2 separate regions of the Homo sapiens genome follow, and region 1 is linked to region 2. The links are chromatin loops, found by intact Hi-C in ENCODE. Cell type or tissue: natural killer cell. All regions are shown on one strand. Links, peaks and the distances in the headings refer to the core of each region. The heading gives the core; the rest is flanking DNA. Region 1 holds the start of LINC01887 (long intergenic non-protein coding RNA 1887). Region 2 overlaps C18orf61 (a long non-coding RNA gene).

Evidence for each region. Peaks named below come from ENCODE experiments on the same cell type or tissue, not always from the same donor. Only the 100,000 strongest peaks of a DNase experiment are listed, where the experiment ranks them.
Region 1: it touches region 2 in a loop (25-fold over the local background); 5 of 110 quality-filtered maps call a loop at or near these places.

Annotation. Positions count from the first base shown.
Region 1 is chr18:10,621,016-10,630,744 of GRCh38, reverse strand. LINC01887 (long intergenic non-protein coding RNA 1887) reads left to right here and starts at 4,325. Exons shown (of 3, transcript NR_146509.1): 1 at 4,325-4,516. It also overlaps the pseudogene MIX23P1. In natural killer cell, for the core only: no CTCF peak of the experiment used is centred there; no DNase peak of the experiment used is centred there.
Region 2 is chr18:12,210,944-12,220,672 of GRCh38, reverse strand. It overlaps C18orf61 (a long non-coding RNA gene), which reads right to left. Exons shown (of 5, transcript NR_049896.1): 4 at 1,841-2,025. It also overlaps the pseudogene MIX23P3. Among named protein-coding and RNA genes, the nearest start is that of C18orf61, 15 kb to the right of the region's middle. In natural killer cell, for the core only: no CTCF peak of the experiment used is centred there; no DNase peak of the experiment used is centred there.

The DNA of each region.
Region 1 (9,729 bases), core at 946-8,945, 1.6 Mb after region 2:
CAATTGCCAGTCTCCACTTCTAAAAAGTAAAATCCACCCCTGTTCTACTCTCTCCATACATGACTAATTCACCCGTGCCAGAGCCACCTTTCATTACCCTCACTGCTCAGGTGGAGAATCTGAAGGGCCAATGGGAGTGGCCCCAGCTTTGGAGCTCCTGAATGAAAAAGTCAAAACATGAGCTCAGGTGTGTGGCCCAATGCTGACAGTCACCTGCTGACATGCACTTATGCGTCAGTCACAGGGTGTTCATCACCATGCAGGAGTCCAGCATTCATGTACAAGCCCTAAAGCACTGAGCCTGAGAGATCCCAGACTCTGCCCATCACCATAAAGTGACCTCCATGGTCACATAACCCAGAGCAGTTATAGGCACATCTTCCTACAGACCAGCATAGTCCTCAGTGTCAAAAGCACAAAGATCCCCGGATGTTTTGGGTCAGCTCACAGGTTCTAAGATGTGGGGGACCATATAGAACAGTTCTGAAGTTATTTTGCTCAGCAGCTGGCCAAAGCTTATAAGGATCAGTGATATATTTCAGTAGATTTAGTAATGTTCACAAGCCCTAAAATGCTCAAAACCTGCCAGCTAAAAATGGTGAAGAGAGACAGATAAGAACACTGCTCCACTCAGTGTGGTTTCCGTTGCCTCGTGGCAACTCTGTTATACATCTGGATTAAGGACCCTCAGCCTCAACCTAACCTTTCCTCCATGAGGAACCGTCTCACTGTTAACTGACTAGTGTAGCCTGCCTGGCCATTAGCCTACGTGAAATAAAGTTTTGCTTTAAAACAAGTGTAAATCTCATACAGCAGATAAGTGCAGTAGCAGCAGCATCTTGCAAGTTGTAAAGAAGATAGCGGCGATGTAGCTGGACTTGAAGCCAGACAGGAGGAATTAGGGAACTCTGTCACTGAATTACAGCACGCAGAGTTGAAAACCATTTGTAGACAATTTCGTGTTACAGTAGGTAGCCTTTAGCTAGTAAGCAAAGGTCTCTGTTTCTCATTTCTTTCCTGTTCATCTTCATTGTTGTCCTTCTTCCAAAACGGCAAACAGCCAAAGCAGAAGGCAATTTCAGTATTAATCTAACTAAGGTTTTGTGTAGTTTACTATCATCCAGGTAAGCAAATATAACTGCCTGCCTGCGTGCCTGCCTGTCCCCAACCCCTGCTCTGCGTTTTCATTTAATAAATATTTTGGTGTTCTACTTACCATGTGCTAGATTTTCTGGAAACCACAAAGAAAATGAGGTAGAGTCTTTATATTGACAGCTGATAAGTTAGATTTAACATAACTGACAAAAATTAAAAATTGCAACTTTTATAAAAATACCTTATATATGTCTGAATACATACTGAATGTAAGGTAGTTGACAAAAATAATTACACCTGCACTTACGGGCAGTTTCTCATGAACTTGTCAATTTCTATTTTTTCTACTTCCTCATTTCAGTAGATGATGCATATCTGAACCTGGAAACCGCTTCCCACTGTAGAGCGTGTCTGAGTCATGTCCCTTAGCTTCAGCAGAGCAGATCCAGCAGGCTCTGAGCTTGACCTCTTTGCCTGAAGCGAGACCTCTAGGTAACGTCTCCAGGGAGGGTGGCACAAAGGATCCTGGATCTCCTGATCACAGCAGCCCAAGAGTGCCGTGTGTGCACCATGGCTCAAGAAGACTTAAAAAGGGGAAAGTATGACTATTTCTAATCTGTAGTATTTCAGTATTTTTAATGTTTCGGTAATCTGTATGAAAAAGAATTTGCAATAAATAGAATAATTTGCCTAAAATTGAATCTATTTCACCAATAAAATTGGCTTTTAATCAAGTGATAAATCCTGTAAAATAGATAATAAATGCAGTACCAACATAGTTTGATTCTAGTACACTGAGATAATCTTGAATACGTTAAGAAAGTCTTGTTTGTATAGAAGAGTTTCAAATCATGTGAGTGATGAAGGGACCCTTCTGTTGAACCTTGGTGTGCATTTTAGGTCCATTTTGGGTTTACTCCTTTGTGCTGCTTCATGATGCCTTAGGACAAGGACAAGGCCTAGGCCTCCTTGTCTCAGTTCCCTCCTGCTCTCTCTGTTGCCCTCCTCCTTCCACCTGGAGCATGGCCCAGCATCAGGTTGGCGCATGCTGTGATCAGCTACCTCCATGTACCACACCAAGCAAAGCTCTCTGGGTGACACAGTTGCCACCACCAGGGCACTGACCCTTACTCTGTGTTCTCCTAGCTCCTCCTGAGGGTGCTGTAGGAGACATCTGCAAAAAAGAAGATGCTGGCAATGTAAGACACTTTTCTTGGTCTTAAACCGAAATGTTACTTTCCTGGCTGCTTTCCTTTCCAGTCAAATATACACATGGGAATCTGACAGGGTGCATTATCTATGATGTCCACAGTTCCCTTGCTGGGTGGTACTGGTTGGCAGCCTCTCACCAACCCACACCTGGCATACTGGGGCCTTGTAGATGGCAGCATTCCCTATCCACTGCAATGCAGAGGACTTTCCCTCAGCAGCAGTTTTCCCCATGGATTAAGAGTTGTGAAAGTGGCTGGGTCCGGTGGCTCACACCTGTATTCCCAGCATTTTGGGAGGCCAAGACAGGCGGATCACCTGAGGTCAGGAGTTCAAAACTAGCCTGACAAACATGATGAAGCCCCGTCTCTACTAAAAATACAAAAGTTAGCTGGGCTTGGTGGCATGTGCCTGTAATCCAGATACTTGGGAGGCTGAAGAAGGAGAATCGCTTGAATCCGGGAGGCGGAGGTTTCAGTGAGCCGAGATCAAGCCACTGCACTCCAGCCTGGACAGCGAGACTCCTTCAAAAAATAAAAATAAAAATAAAAAAGAGTTGTGAAACTGCCCATCTAAATAAACCTTAAAGGTAAATTCTATTGGAAAAGTTCTTGTCTTTTCTGTAGGTGTACTTTGTGCTAGTTTTGGGGGACTTTGACCTTTGACTCTACCACTATACTTACAATTTTCTAAAGTTGCCAAGAGAATAACAGATATGTGTGACATGCGTGGCATCATCTAATCCTCCTAATGTGTTCTATAATTGCAGATGCCATCAACCTCAGAGGGGAGTATTTACCTTGAAATGGCTCACTTCCTGAGGAACAAACTTGCTGGATCTAGTGTACGGAAACCTGATTCTGGGTTCCTTTGGGAAGGAGCATTACGGGCCTGGTGAGAGCAAATGACTTTCCAGTAGAAAGCTATGGCCAGAGAGGCTGCAGGAATATCTGTGAACCCAGAGGAAAGACCAGGGAATCCTGTGTGAGGCAGTGGGGCTTCAGCGGGACTAGGAGTGGGTAGCCTCTCTCAAATGACTTCTCCTGTTGTTTGTGTTTCTCCAGTGTGGGTGCTGGAGAGCATAACTGATGAGGAGGACTCTCCAGCTAGGGAACTGCTTTCCAGGTGGGACTCAGTGGGCAAGGGTTCCCAGGGCCCTTCAGGGTATTCCTGCTGCTTGGGAGGCTGAGGGAGGGGGCATAGAATCAAAAAGAAAAAGGAAATATGTGTAAAGTTTGGTTTGGTCTTTTCCAAGTTTATTGGCGTAGTGGTGAGAACTGTCTCTATGGGCTATGAGGGTGCCGTGTTGTTTAAAGATGATCTTTCCCAAAACACCTTTTCTGCCTCTGCATCTGCCAAACATCACAGCTTCTGCGTTGGATTAGTCAGCACTCCTTGATATTGTGCAAAAGAGGTTTAGGGTTCCCTCAACCTGTGGTGGAGGGAAGGTGAGGGCCACGCCTCTCACAGGCACATGCTTGAACCTGGAGACAAAGTACTCCTAGGGTTTGCCCAGGGCTGTAGGAAACCTTGATGATCATCCTCTGAACTTTTAGGACTTTTAAAAGCACATTCATGTTTCTGTCCTCGCTGTTGACTCCTGGTTTAAAGGGATTGCCCAGGGTGGATGACAGAGCGAATATTCACTCTGGGTTCACTGCTGGAGCTCCAGTGCCCTGGGAGGGGAGAGGAGAAGCCTGACCTTGAGCACAGCTCCAGCCTCCACTCCCCACCCCTATCGCAGGCTCTGGGCTGTGGTTTCATTTTCCCCAGTTCTCTAACTTCTCAGGAAGCCCAGAGTTTCTCCCTAAAGAAAGGTGGCCCTGCACTCTTTCCTCTCCTCCAAAATTAGGCTTCAGTAGTTGTCCTCTAAGTTGATATTTAGACCTTAAAATCTAGACTTCTTGGATCAACAAGAAATACGCAGGAAGTTCCACATGATCTCGTGTGATAGCACGTAACTTAGTGCTACAGGTGACAGTTTTATTTTTGGAGGAGTCTTATTTTACATAGGGAAATAGAAAACTAAGTGGCTTCCCTTGAGGCAGCCCGAGGGCTCCACTGGACCCAGAACTCTGAGTTCTGATGCTGCCTATCATTTGCTTTTCCTCATGAGCTCCTGGACCACCTCATATCACCAGCACCCTCTACCCAAGGTCCTGGAGCCAACACTGGAGTAAAAGAGCACAAGAGAACTCCTTAGAGGTGGAAGGTAAGACAGCCCTGCTTTCTCCCTGAGATTTCTCTGCAAAAAGTGCAGACAAAAGTAAATTGGAACCCCTCAATGGGGTTCCATTGGAATTATCTACAGAGTTTTAGAGTGGGGAAGGATAGCAGAGAACATTTAATTCAACTTTTTCTCTTCCCAGATACAAAAATTGGGGTTATACCTTTAACCCCAATGAAAAAATAGTAGTTTCTTCATCATTACAGATGTCCCTGTTTTTTTGTTTTTTGTTTATTTGTTTGTTTGTTTTTTGTCTTTTGTTTTTGACGGAGTCTCGCTCTGTCACCCAGGCTGGAGTGCAGTGGTGTGATCTCGTCTCAGCTCACTGCAACCTCCACCTCCCAGGTTCAAGCGATTCCCCTGCCTCAGCCTCCCAAGTAGCTGGGACTACAGGCACATGCCAACATGCCCGGCTAATTTTTTATATTTTAGTAGAAATGGGGTTTCAACATGTTGGCCAGGATGGTCTTGATCTTCTGACCTTGAGATCCGCCCACCTCAGCCACCCAAAGTGCTGGGATTACAGGTGTGAGCCACTGCACCCGGCCCCTTACCATCTCTTATTTCTTCCTCTACTTATGCTCTCTGCCCTAAATGGGGTCCTCAGGACCATCCATCAGTGTCTTCATAGAGAATGGAATTTGCACCTTCTCTGTGGGATAATGCATTGCCTCTACACAGTTCATGCATATTCTATGAAAGCAGTATCCAGCCATTAACACATTACTACAGTGTTTACCAATGGCATTCAGTGAGTTTGGACATGATGGACAAGGACAGACTCAGAAGGGACTAATTTCAAGAGGGTACTTTGTCAAGTCAGGCCAAGGGTCCCTGAAGGCAGTGGGGTGAAAGGCAGCAGCCAAAAAGGATGTTTGACATTTTCTCATTTTCCGGTCACAATTTTCAAATAGACCTATGTTGTCACAGGAATTTGCAAAACATCTCAAAATTAAATTTTAACACACGTATAGAAAGCAGGGAAAACACGAATGTACAGCTCAGTGATTCCTCACAAAATGAGCACCCATGCACCCCTAGTCAGGTCAGTATTCCAGACCCACTAGCCACCTTTGGGTCCCTTCTGAAGGTGACTGCTGTGACTTCTAATGCCCTGTTTAGACTTCTCCAGGTTTGCATAATTATGCATAGAAGAAGTCAATATGTATTGCTTGGTGTCTGGCTTCTTTGCTCACGTTGTTTTAGAGATTCAGTCAGGTAGTTAAGCATAACCATAGCCCTTTCGTTTCCTCACCGTATAGTATTCCACTGCGGTCACATGTTGTAATTTATCCACTACTATTGATGGATATGAGGATTTTTTTTATAATTTTGGCTATCACAAATAATGCTGCTTTGAGCATTTTTGTCAATGTTTTTGAATAATACAGGCACCCATTTCTGTTGAGAAGATTGTGAGAAGGGTGCATATCTTTTATTTTCATTAATAACACCAAACTTTTTCCTAAATGGTTACATTAAATTATGCTCCTTTAACAGCCTACGAGAGTAGCCATTTCTCCAAATCCTTGTCAAGTTTTAGTTTTATCTCTCATTAAGAGTTGAATTACTCTGGTTAGTCTTTCATTTGAATAGCCTTTTATTTTTAAAATGTAACAAAGAAAAGAAACTTCATCTTATTCTAATTATGTTAATTTTCGTAATCAAATTCAGCACACCATCAGGCATCTCGAACAGATAAGTGGTGGTAGCTTACTTTTTCCTGAGCAATGCACACATTTTCCATTTACAAACATTAATATGACCGGGCACAGTGGCTCATGCCTGTAATCCCAGCCCTTTGGGAGGCTGACGCAGGCAGATCACTTGAGGCCAGGAGTTTGAGACCAACCTGGTCAACATGGCAAAACCCCATCTGTATGAAAAATATAAAAACTAGGTCCAATATGGCGGCACCCAGTGGCGGTGTGAACTGTGAGGAGTTCGCCGAGTTCCAGGAATTACTCAAGGTGATGAGGCCTATCGATGACAGAATAGTACATGAATTAAACACTACAGTTCCAACGCCTTCCTTTGCAGGGAAAATTGATGCCAGCCAAACCTGTAAACAACTTTATGAGTCTTTGATGGCAGCTCATGCCAGTAGAGACAGAGTCCAAAAAAATTGTATAGCCCAGACTTCAGCAGTAGTAAAAAACCTCTGAGAAGAGAGAGAAAAGAATTTGGATGATTTAACGTTATTAAAGCAACTTAGAAAAGAGCAGACAAAGTTGAAATGGATGCAGTCAGAACTGAATGTTGAAGAAGTGGCAAATGACAGGAGCTGGAAGGTGTTTAATGAACGCTGCCAAATTCACTTCAAGCCGCAAAAGAATGAATAAAAAGTTTTGTTTTTTTTAATTTATTTTTTTATTTTTAGGACTGGCTCATCTCATGAGAGCTAAGCATGACAGATATCAACAGGGCGGGTTTTCTAGGACCATTTCTGAGCCAACAGTCCAAGACGTTTTGTTGATTTCAGCCCCACTTAGCCAAGACCTCAAGTATAAATAATTCTGATAATTATGGAGAAATCAACTGCTATTTTATACTGATTCTGAAAAAAAAAGTTTTGTAACTATTAAAATAATTTTCTGAAAAAAAAAAGAAAAATATAAAAATTAGCTGGATGTGGGGGCACATGCCTGTGGTTCCAGCTACCAGGGGGCTGAGGGATGAGAATTGCTTGAACCCAGGAGGAGGAGGTTGCAGTGAGCCGAGATCATGCCACTGCACTCCAGTCTGGGTGACAGAGCAAGATTCTGTCTCTTAAAAAAAAATTAATATATCAATCATTTTGAATTGTAATCTTTCTGTAATGCTTCCTTTTAACATTTACAAACGGAGGAAACTAAACTATTGAAATTTGTGAAGTAGTAAAATTATGATTTCAGCTGTGCCCCTTATCCTGCAATACTCATTTGTCAGTGCCTTTAGGACTCATGTCACATGGATTAAACTTAGAGTGAAACACAAAGCCAAAATTATGGCCAGGGGGTTGTTGACTCACATGACCTCTTCAGGAGGCAGTTTGGTTCTGCCAAGGTTAAAGATAGTGTAACTTTCTAGCCATCCTACTTCCAGGAATGCTTCACCAGATACAATCATGCATGAGTGCCAGGAGCGATGCAGAAAAAGCTGTTCACTGCAGCATGGTTTCAATAGCAAGATTACTTTATAGCTCTTAAATAATGAAATGGATTTACATTTGAAATGCAGAATGGTAGCTAAGATGCATTGACCAGTGATATATGCAGAGCTACAGAAGACTTTGTTTAAATATAATCATGCAGAAGCATGCGTTCCTGGTGCTTGTCTGTATTTGCAGATACAGTGCAGGGATGATATGCAAACAAAAATGCTAACTTGGTGTTTGGGAGTTCAGAGTGGAAGGGAAACTTCCTTTCAAACCCTTTCAGATATTTAGAATAATTTCTAACCATAAATATGTAATACATTTAGAAATTAAGTTAATAAGAAAAGCTTACAGTTCTGTTCTTCTCCTGGGCACATGTCTGGTGGACATGGGGCTGTCATAGTAAGTAATGTGTGTAAACTGAGAAAAATCCAAGAATGGGAGTCTGCTTTTTTCATCAAATGATTCTTAAGAGTAGTAGTGTGGTGGTTATTGCTCATTGATATATTACAAATATGTACTAGATAATTTCTGACATTTGAACTGTATTTACATGTGTTGAATTGAAATACCTAGATAAAAATTGAAATACGTAGATAAAATATTGTGACTAATGTAGGCAAACAATAGCTTTTTTGGCATTTTACAAACTGATCATCATTCCTCATGGCACAGGTTCATGTGATATCAAGTAGCTTGCTTTGTTTGGGAAAGGCAATGATGACTGCAAGAATCACTTCAAAAACTAAAGCACAATGGAGATTTCAATTGTGTTCTGTTTAATATTTGAATATTTAATTACATTCCCAGGTTATTTCTCATCCTAATAGTTCTCACCCACATCATGTGGGTCCCATTAGTACAGGTATCTCCGAGTGCTCCACTCTTCCATTACATTGAGTCAATTGCTCATGACCTTGGGCCTCCAATTGGGGCTATTTTCGGGCTATCCATCTCCTGGTCTATAGTAAAAAGCCAATGAGCAGATAAGTGAATACTGAAAAACATTTTTCCTGCTGGAGTGAGAAATAAATGGTCTCTTTCAATAGGGTAGTAAAATGCATCTTTCCCAACCTATTTATATGACTCAAAGCCCAGATGTGGTTAGCCTTAATTCCTGATTGTCATCTATGTGTGTAAATACATAGCACATACATATTCTAGTCTCTATTTCTTATGAAATGTTTTTGTCTCCCATGGCACAGTGCAGAAGAACACAGGTGTTTGTGTCAGACAGCCAGGGTCCAATCCTGCTTCTGCTGTAGTGCAATGTAGGTAATATCTGGCCTGCATTTGGTTTATATGTAGGAGCTCTGTCTTGGTTTAATGATTTTTAAATGCTACTAAATTCAGCTACAGAGGAAGCTGTTTAGATTTGTAGAAAATGGAAACTTTAAAAAATTTTCTTCCCAGAAGCCAAGAACACTTGACTCATGTCAAGTCTACTTATTTATCCACCGGTCCATCTGTCTGTCCATCTACCCATCATCCAACCATGGAACTCAGTGCCAACTCCTGAGGTGGTAATGCATTACAGACTCTCCTGTTCTTTCTAGTCACATATTAAAGTGTTCATAAGTTGACCTTGATTGTGATAAGCATCAAGCCCACTTTCTCCAACACTGTGGATTGCTATCCCCCAACACCCCCTCCAGCTCAATCAGGCAGGTGGGCTCCTGCACTTCATAACAAGCTTACTAGAATATTTCCACCACCTACACAAGAGGGAAAAAAAGTTGTCTATTCTTTAATATTTTGTTTTAGCATGACATCTTTCATGAAAATTTCTCCAGTAGCCACTCCCAGAGCTTGTTTTTCCCCTAATATTTTAAAACCACTGAAAAGGTTTCACAATATGCCATGTCATCTTGCACAATACATTGATTGCCTTGTTTTCTTTGGTTTGGTTTTGATTCTTCAAATTGACTTAAGGATCAGTACTTTCTACTCTGTTTATTGCGTCTGTGCTCCTGAGGAAGATTAACCTCTGGTTTTCCTCTAGGATTGCAAGAGACAACCCTGCTTTAGAGATGAGAAATCTGACACTCTAGAGGTGAAACAC
Region 2 (9,729 bases), core at 1,056-9,055:
CCAGCACTTTGGGAGGCCGAGATGGGCAGATCACGAGGTCAGAAGATTGAGACCATCCTGGCCAAGGCGGTGAAACCCCGTCTCTACTAAAAATACAAAACAAAATTAGCCGGGCGTGGTGGCAGGCGCCTGTAGTCCCAGCTACTCGGGAGGCTGAGGCAGGAGAACGGCGTGAACCCAGGAGGTGGAGCTTGCAGTTAGCCGAGATCGCGCCACTGCACTCCAGCCTGGGTGACAGAGCGAGACTCCGTCTCAAAAGAAAAAAAAAACAACAAACAGAGAGTTTGGTGTAAAGTGGGAAAAGCAAAGAAACCTGCATGGATGGGCTGAAGGGTGTGCTGGGAGAAGAGTGAGAAATACGTCTGGGGAAGAAATTGGAGATGGAGGTTTAATCCCAAGTGATCCCAAAGGGATGTACTGAAGAATTAATGTGTGACTAGGAACAGGGAGGTTATGGAATTGATCGTCAACCCAACAGTGGGCACTCAGTTCCACTAATGAATGAGGACTGTGAGGACAGACAGACTGAGGGGCAGGCAGATGAAGGCGTGGGTTGTACATAAAACAGGTCCACTCGATTGTTGACAAGAAACTGTTTTCAAGTTCCGTTTTGCCATGCATGGAATAGCTTTTCATTAGCTGAATTTAGTGACATATAAAATCATTAAACTAAGGCAGACACCCAGAGTTCCCACATGAAAACCAAATGTAAACCGGCTGTGACCCACTTCAACACCATCATTGGAGATCAGAAGCTGAGCCCTTTTCTGATGTTTAAAACCTGCATAATATTCAGTGTATTATTATTTGTGTATCTATTTCCTTTGTGATGGAAATTTGGTTTGTCCCAATTTTCTATTTTATTAAAACATTGCTACATAGAAAGTCCCCTTGCATATATTTCTCCTAATGGTAGAAATATTTTACATAAAAGACTCTAGAAATGGGATGAGATCCATGGGTTAGGAGAATTTTAAAACAGATAGGTCCTCCCAAATTGCCCTCTTACAAATCATACAAATTCATATGCTTCTAGCAGTTACAGAGAGTGGGTGTTACCCCCCATCCTCACCAACACTGAATGTTACACACGAGAGCTGAGTATCCCTTATCTGAAATGATTGGGACCAGAAGTGATTCCGATTTGGGTTTTTGCAGATTTCAGAATGTTTACATTTTATATGCTTACTGATTGAGAATTCCAAATCCAAAAATTTGAAATCTGAAATGCTCCAGCGAGCACTTCCTTTGGGCATCATTTAGAAGCTGAAAATGTTTTGGGTTTTGGAGCATTTTGGATTTCAGATTTTTGGATTTGGGATGCTAACCTGTATTAAACATCTGTGACAACCTGAAAGACAAAAGCACACCTCAGTGTTTTATTTTGCTTCTTTCTGCTCACAGTTTCCATGAACTTTTTTTTATCTCTGTGCTGGTGCATGCTGTGTGTGAAATGCTACTCACCCACAAACAGGTCCAGCCCAGATGGCAGCTCCGCTGTGAAGTCTTTCCCATTCTCATGGGGAACACTATTTACTTCCTGATATCCAAAAAGAACGGTGCAAATATTCCTCTCAATTGCATTGTGAGGTTTTCCTTTAAAAAATTTTATGTGGAGCCCATTTTCTAATCCTTTATTCCTTATGTCACTGGTTCCTTGTACAGATTAGGTGCAAATATTATTTGATTGGATGACTGAATGATACCACACGTTCCTTCTAGCTCTGGGAATCTGTGTTGCCATGATTCCACTGGCCTGGGACCTGTACATGAGTAGCAGTTTTAAAAAGCAAAGCTCCTATCTTTAAATAAAACCATAAATTCCTTACTCATTACTCACACCTGTATCAGGAACAGGTTTGGATGCAGGGGAAATTCCAAGGATGACGGGTATGGATCGGAAAAGACAGTGATGTCCAAGTACAGGCGGTGCACTCCACAGGTCATCTCGGACAGTCACTGGAAGCTAGGCAAAGTCTGTGGTCTCATGGCCACAAGCCCAATGATTTGACCTCAGAGGGTATCCTGCATTAGAAGCAAGAACGAATCAGAGATTTGAGGAAATAGGAGAGGTCATAATTGTCACCATGCCTGCTTTCTCAACCTAAGGACTGACAAGCATCTAGCCTTGAGCCAAAAAGGCTGCAAATACATGTGTATTTAGTAGTGGGCTGTTGCACTCCAGAGCTGGAACACGGCTTTGTACTTTGATTCTCCAGCCTCCAGGAGACTCATAAATCCTGCACTCCATGATCCAAAATGGTGGGTTTCCTTGAAAAATGTAATTAATATAATTAATTATACATAGATTCAAAAATATTCACTTTGTAGAATAAACAGAACTGACTTATGTTATACAATTTAGAAAGTTGATATTAGGTGGTTTTCACAGTTCCATTAAAATTTTTGATAATTAAGAGCTTTTATTTACTTTCAAAATTTGGTGGTAATCCCCAGTCTTCCTGTGCAAGGAATTACATTTAAGAAAAACAGTATTGCATAAAGGCAAGCAGATGATTTTGAGAGATGAAGATAAAGACAAAGAGATATTAATGTCTCTGAACCTGACCAACACCTGAAAATAATAATAATAATGATAAGGGTACATCTAGTGCTCCAGGGCTTCATTAAAAAAAAAAAACTTTAATCGTCTCAGGAACCTCAAAAATAAGGTAGAATTATAATACTTTTACATAGATTCAAGGGATTTGCTCAAGATCACAATTCTATTCAGTATCAGAGTAAGGACTGGATCCAAGCATCCTGACTCCCAAATCTGTGCTGCTGAGCACTGTGCTATGTATAAATATCACAGATCATAAGAAATAGAAACACCTGACTACAGGAACGCCCTCTGTACTTACACACTTTGGTGAGCATTAGGAAATGGGGCTACTGCAATGAAATTGAGATGAGCTTGGGAGGTCAAAAGGAAGCATTCTGCTACTCCAGTGAAATGAACATTGTGGTTTGCTCATTCTAACGTGGAAAAAAAATTTCTAATGTATCTACCCTTTAATTAACTCTTCCAAAAGAAGAAGCTGGAAGACAGATGCAATTAAAGGCTCAAATGGAATTATTTCTACCTAATGGAAGAGTTGCCCATTTTGTGAAACTGTGCTAGAAGGACCCAAACAATGCTGATGACAATTATCAGGATGATAAGCAACCTGGAAAGATAACGAGTGATGTAAATCATAGACAAGTCATGACAGGCGCCTCCATCGTGCTTCAGTGCTTGCATTCATTCTTGTGCTATTTTATTACTTTTACCAAACAAAACATAGCTCCTTGAAATCACATGAACCTATGCCTAATGAGAATCAGTTAGTAAAATGCCCGTGACTAGTAATCTTCACCTATGCAATTAAACATTCATTCATAAAATAGTTCAAATGTAAGCGAATGTGTTGAATGAAGAGTACATTAATACATTAATTAGAAAAAACATTCTATTAAAAAGAAATTATTTGTATGATAAAAGAGATCACCATTTTTGTACTTTTTCACAAACTTACAGAAAACTAAGTCAGCTTACACAGGTGAATCTTAAAAACCTCTAACCCAGAATGTAAAGTACATCGGCCAAAAATGCTAACCTAACGCATTTCAATACTACAGGACTCATGTAGGTAGAACTAACGGAATAAAATACTGGTAGTCAGTATAATCCTATCTGTGGTTCCTGAGGTCCAGGGAGAATGAGTTTGTCACCTTCCCACCTCCCATGAGCCAGTGTTTTTTCCGTGAATAATAAAAACAGCAGGATTTACTTGCCTGTCCAGAAAAGGTCATCACTTCTGTGTGTTCTCCTGAAACAGGTGGTGGCTGGGTGAAAAGGCGGACAGCATTAGGGCTGGAGATGGAGGCTCCAGAATCTTGGATGAGCTTCTGAAACCTCTGCAACTTCCAGCCACTAAATGGAATGAGCCACGGAAAGCTTTAGCCCAATGCCCAGAACAAGATCAGGGTTTAGTGCATGGCACTGCTCTCCTTGTAGTTCTGTCATCAGCCGCCACACATCCATCAGGAACACACATCCTGAGTTATTCTATTTATAATAAGCACAAACTAAAAGAGAGCGAACTCTAGCACACAAAGTTGTAGTGGCTAGCTTTGGAAAGGAGGAGATAGAAGGACAGTTTTGGGGTGCAGGTAACTTCTAGTTTTTGACCTGACTTGTAGTTCCATGGGTGCTCACTTTGTGATAAGTTACAGAGCTGTGTATTTAGGTTTCATGTGTTTTCTGTATGTAGGTTGTACTTTAGATTTTTAAATGTTTCACAAAATACTATGACAGTATATGGTCTATTGAAAATGTGGAAGGAGAAAGAGAAGACTCTGTGGTCCATTCTGTCACTTGCCAGCCCCTGGCTTCAGGCCCAGATGGCTCTAGGTGTCCTGGGTTGACTGAACTCTTGCAGCAGCCTCTTGGAATGAGCACCTTCCCCCACTCTGTCCCTTGGTAACATGGGCCCATCCTTAATGGCTGCGTTTGATAAACTCATCTGTGTTAGTGTGTGGATGACTCATCTGTTACCTCCTTCATGTGATGTATATAGGGACATCTGGATGGTGCATTCACCTGTCCGAGCAGGTGAGAAATGCATCCCTCATGACAAACATGAATGAAGTTTTGTGAATATATGGTTGAACGTCGAGAGTGTCAGCAAAAGTCAGGTACAATTAGAGACACTTAAAAGGAAGAAAAACAATTTCATTTAAAAATAGGGCCTTAGTTTTTGTATGTGGAAAGAGATAAAATTAACCTAAATGTCTTCTCCTGTCTCTAGCACTCTGATTAGTTTCACTGGACCCAACCACTGGAGCCTCTAATCCGCTTCTCCATCTGCACTTCTCCAAGAGCATTCTAGGCAGAGCCCAGGGGGCCCTCGGCAACCCCCTGTGAGGAGGAGCTCGGTCTCTCTCTCTCTCTCTGACACCTGCTTCTGGACCTTGGTGTGGAAGTCCATGGAGAAGGGGTGCTGCCATTACTGAGGCTGGAGGTCAGAGGCTCATCAGAGAGGCTACCCTGACCTCCTAGTCCTGGGGCCAGCAAAGGGTGCAAGCACTGGCTAGTGGCTGGGTGCTATGACCCATGAGGCATACATAGAAACCAAGTCAGCATTTTGTTGATCTCCCAAGAAAGCTTCAATTTTCTTCGCTATTCATAATAATGGCAGAAAGTTCATTTTAGGAATATTTTCAATAATTATTGTCACCTGATGAGTAAATTAAACTACTACAAACAATCTGATTACAGAGCAGTGAAAGTCAGTTCAGTTCTCCAGCTGTCTCAGGGGGACCAAGAAGTGGCGGTGCATATTTGAATACCTACTCAGGCAGAAATGTCACCAAATGCAGCCAGTGCATCTTATCCAATTCCCATTTACCTCATTCTACCTCAGCCTTCAGTACCCTCTGCCATACTCTATGGACTTCCTCCAGTCCAAGCCACTCACCAAAATGGGACACCCAGACCCAAATGACTTCAAAAATCCAGCAGGGAGGTTGAAAAGCGAGGTGAGCAGAGGAGCAAACACACCAAATATCCCTGCCTCTGACCACTGCACAAGCTCTTCTGTCCCTCTGGTCTTCTGTTTTTACCTCCAGACATAATGGATTTCCAGTTTTTCATGTTTCTCTACACCTTAGAAACATTCCTCAGAATTCATACCCTGAAAGGGATGTCCTCAGTTCATGGCTTGCCTGTGTACAGAATGGGGCTGATCTTCCCTGGCCTCCCTGTGAGAAACATGGGCAGTAGCTTCAGGAACTCCCCCAGGATGCAGGCGGCCTTCATGTGAGACTCCTCCATGCCTCATAGGCAGTGCTGTACAATACCTTGCCAGGAACACACAACATACTCATGAAACCACCAACCACAGGAGATTTTAAAGGTGAGTGTCTCTACCAAGTGTTTACCAATACAGTAAGAAATGATGTCATGGCTGCTGGAAAACAATGGGCTTTGGCATAAAACATGGACTTAACTCCCTGGTCCTCTTAGGTGAGTGTTTCACCTCTAAAGTGTCAGATTTCTCATCACTAAAGCAGACCTAGAGGAAAACCAGAGGCTAATCTTCCTCAGGAGCACAGATGCAATAAACAGAGTAGAAAGTACCAATCCTTAAGTCAATCTGAAGAACCAAAACCAAACCAAAGGAAACAAGGCAATCAATGTATTGTGCCAGATGACATGGCATATAGTGAAACCTTTTCAGTGGTTTTAAAATATTAGGGGAAAAACAAGCTCTGGGAGTGGCTACTGGAGAAATTTTCATGAAAGATGTCATGCTAAAACAAAATATTAAAGAATAGACAACTTTTTTTCCCTCTTGTGTAGGTGGTGGAAATATTCTAGTAAGCTTGTTATGAAGTGCAGGAGCCCGCCTGCCTGATTGAGCTGGAGGGGGTGTTGGGGGATAGCAATCCACAGTGTTGGAGAAAGTGGGCTTGATGCTTATCACAATCAAGGTCAACTTATGAACACTTTAATATGTGACTAGAAAGAACAGGAGAGTCTGTAATGCATTACCACCTCAGGAGTTGGCACTGAGTTCCATGGTTGGATGATGGGTGGATGGACAGACAGATGGACAGGTGGATAAATAAGTAGACTTGACATGAGTCAAGTGTTCTTGGCTTCTGGGAAGAAAATTTTTTAAAGTTTCCATTTTCTACAAATCTAAACAGCTTCCTCTGAAGCTGAATTTAGTAGCATTTAAAAATCATTAAACCAAGACAGAGTTCCTACATATAAACCAAATGCAGGCCAGATATTACCTACATTGCACTACAGCAGAAGCAGGATTGGACCCTGGCTGTCTGACACAAACACCTGTGTTCTTCTGCACTGTGCCATGGGAGACAAAAACATTTCATAAAAAATAGAGACTAGAATATGTATGTGCTACATATTTACACACATTGATGACAATCAGGAATTAAGGCTAACCACATCTGGGCTTTGAGTCATATAAATAGGTTGGGAAAGATGCATTTTACTACCCTATTGAAAGAAACCATTTATTTCTCACTCCAGCAGGGAAAATGTTTTTCAGTATTCACTTATCTGCTCATTGGCTCTTTTACTATAGACCAGGAGATGGATAGCAGGAAAATAGCCCCAATTGGAGGCCCAAGGTCATGAGCAATTGACTCAATGTAATGGAAGAGTGGAGCATTCGGAGATACCTGTACTAATGGGACCCACATGATGTGGGTGAGAACTATTAGGATGAGAAATAACCTGGGAATGCAATTAAATATTCAAATACTAAACAGAACACAGTTGAAATCTCCACTGCACTTTAGTTTTTGAAGTGATTCTTGCAGTCATCATTGCCTTTCCCAAACAAAGCAAGCTACTTGATATCACATGAACCTGTGCCATGAGGAATGATAATCAGTTTGTAAAATGCCAAAAAAAAATTGTTTGCCTATATTAGTCACAATATTTTATCTATGTATTTCAATTTTTATCTAGGTATTTCAATTCAACATGTGTAAATACAGTTCAAATGTCAGAAATTATTATCTAGTACATATTTGTAATATATCAATGAGCAATAACCACCACACTACTTCTCTTAAGAATTATTTGATGAAAAAAGCAGACTCCCATTCTTGGATTTTTCTCAGTTTGCACACATTACTTACTATGACAGCCCCATGTCCACCAGACATGTGCCCAGGAGAAGAACAGGAACTGTAAGCTTTTCTTATTAACCTAGATTTCTAAATGTATTACATATTTATGGTTAGAAATTATTCTAAATATCTGAAAGGGTTTGAAAGGAAGTTTCCCTTCCACTCTGAACTCCCAAACACCAAGTCAGCATTTTTGTTTGCACATCATCCCTGCACTGTATCTGCAAATACAAACAAGCACCAGGAATGCATGCTTCTGCATGATTATATTTATACAAAGTCTTCTGTAGCTCTGCATATATCATTGGTCAATGCATCTTAGCTACCATTCTGCATTTCAAATGTAAATCCATTTCATTATTTAAGAGCTATAAAGTAATCTTGCTATTGAAACCATGCTGCAGTGAACAGCTTTTTCTGCATCGCTCCTGGCACTCATGCATGATTGTATCTGGTGAAGCATTCCTGGAAGTAGGATGGCTAGAAAGTTACACTATCTTTAACCTTGGCAGAACCAAACTGCCTCCTGAAGAGGTCATGTGAGTCAACAACCCCCTGGCCATAATTTTGGCTTTGTGTTTCACTCTAAGTTTAATCCATGTGACATGAGTCCTAAAGGCACTGACAAATGAGTATTGCAGGATAAGGGGCACAGCTGAAATCTTAATTTTACTACTTCACAAAATTTCAATAGTTTAGTTTCCTCTGTTTGTAAATGTTAAAAGGAAGCATTACAGAAAGATTACAATTCAAAATGATTGATATATTAATTTTTTTTAAGAGACAGAATCTTCCTCTGTCACCCAGACTGGAGTGCAGTGGCATGATCTCGGCTCACTGCAACCTCTGCCTCCTGGGTTCAAGAATTCTCATGCCTCAGCCCCCTGGTAGCTGGAACCACAGGCATGTGCCTCCACATCCAGCTAATTTTTATATTTTTCTTTTTTTTTCAGAAAATTATTTTAATAGTTACAAAACTTTTTTTTTTTTAACAGAATCGGTATAAAATAGCAGTTGATTTCTCCATAATTATCAGAATTTATACTTGAGGTCTTGGCTAAGTGGGGCTGAAATCAACAAAAGGTCTTGGACTGTTGGCTGAGAAATCATCCTAGGAAGCCCGCCTGTTGATATCTGTCATGCTTAGCTCTCATGAGATGCGCCAGTCCTAAAAAAAAAAAAAAAAAAAAAAAAAAAAAGAATCTCTCTTTATTCATTCTTTGGAGGCTTGAAATGAATTCAGCAGCATTCATTAAACACCTTCCAGCTCCTGTCATTTACCACTTCTTCAACATTCAGTTCTGACTGCATCCATTTCAACTTTGTCTGCTCTTTTCTAAGTTGCTTTAATAACGTTAAATCGTCCAAATTCTTTTCTCTCTCTTCTCAGAGGTTTTTTACTACTGCTGAAGTCTGGGCTATACAATTTTTTTGGACTCTGTCTCTACTGGCATGAGCTGCCATCAAAGACTCATAAAGTTGTTTACAGGTTTGGCTGGCATCAATTTTCCCTGCAAAGGAAGCTGTTGGAACCACAGTGTTTAATTCATGTACTATTCTGTCATCGATAGGCCTCATCACCTTGAGTAATTCCTGGAACTCGGTGAATTCCTCACAGTTCACACCGCCACTGGGTGCTGCCATATTGGACCTGATTTTTATATTTTTCATACAGATGGGGTTTTGCCATGTTGACCAGGCTGGTCTCAAACTCCTGGCCTCAAGTGATCTGCCTGCGTCAGCCTCCCAAAGTGCTGGGATTACAGGCATGAGCCACTGTGCCCGGTCATATTAATGTTTGTAAATGGAAAATGTGTGCATTGCTCAGGAAAAAGTAAGCTACCACCACTTATCTGTTCGAGATGCCTGATGGTGTGCTGAATTTGATTACGAAAATTAACATAATTAGAATAAGATGAAGTTTCTTTTCTTTGTTACATTTTAAAAATAAAAGGCTATTCAAATGAAAGACTAACCAGAGTAATTCAACTCTTAATGAGAGATAAAACTAAAACTTGACAAGGATTTGGAGAAATGGCTACTCTTATAGGCTGTTAAAGGAGCATAATTTAATGT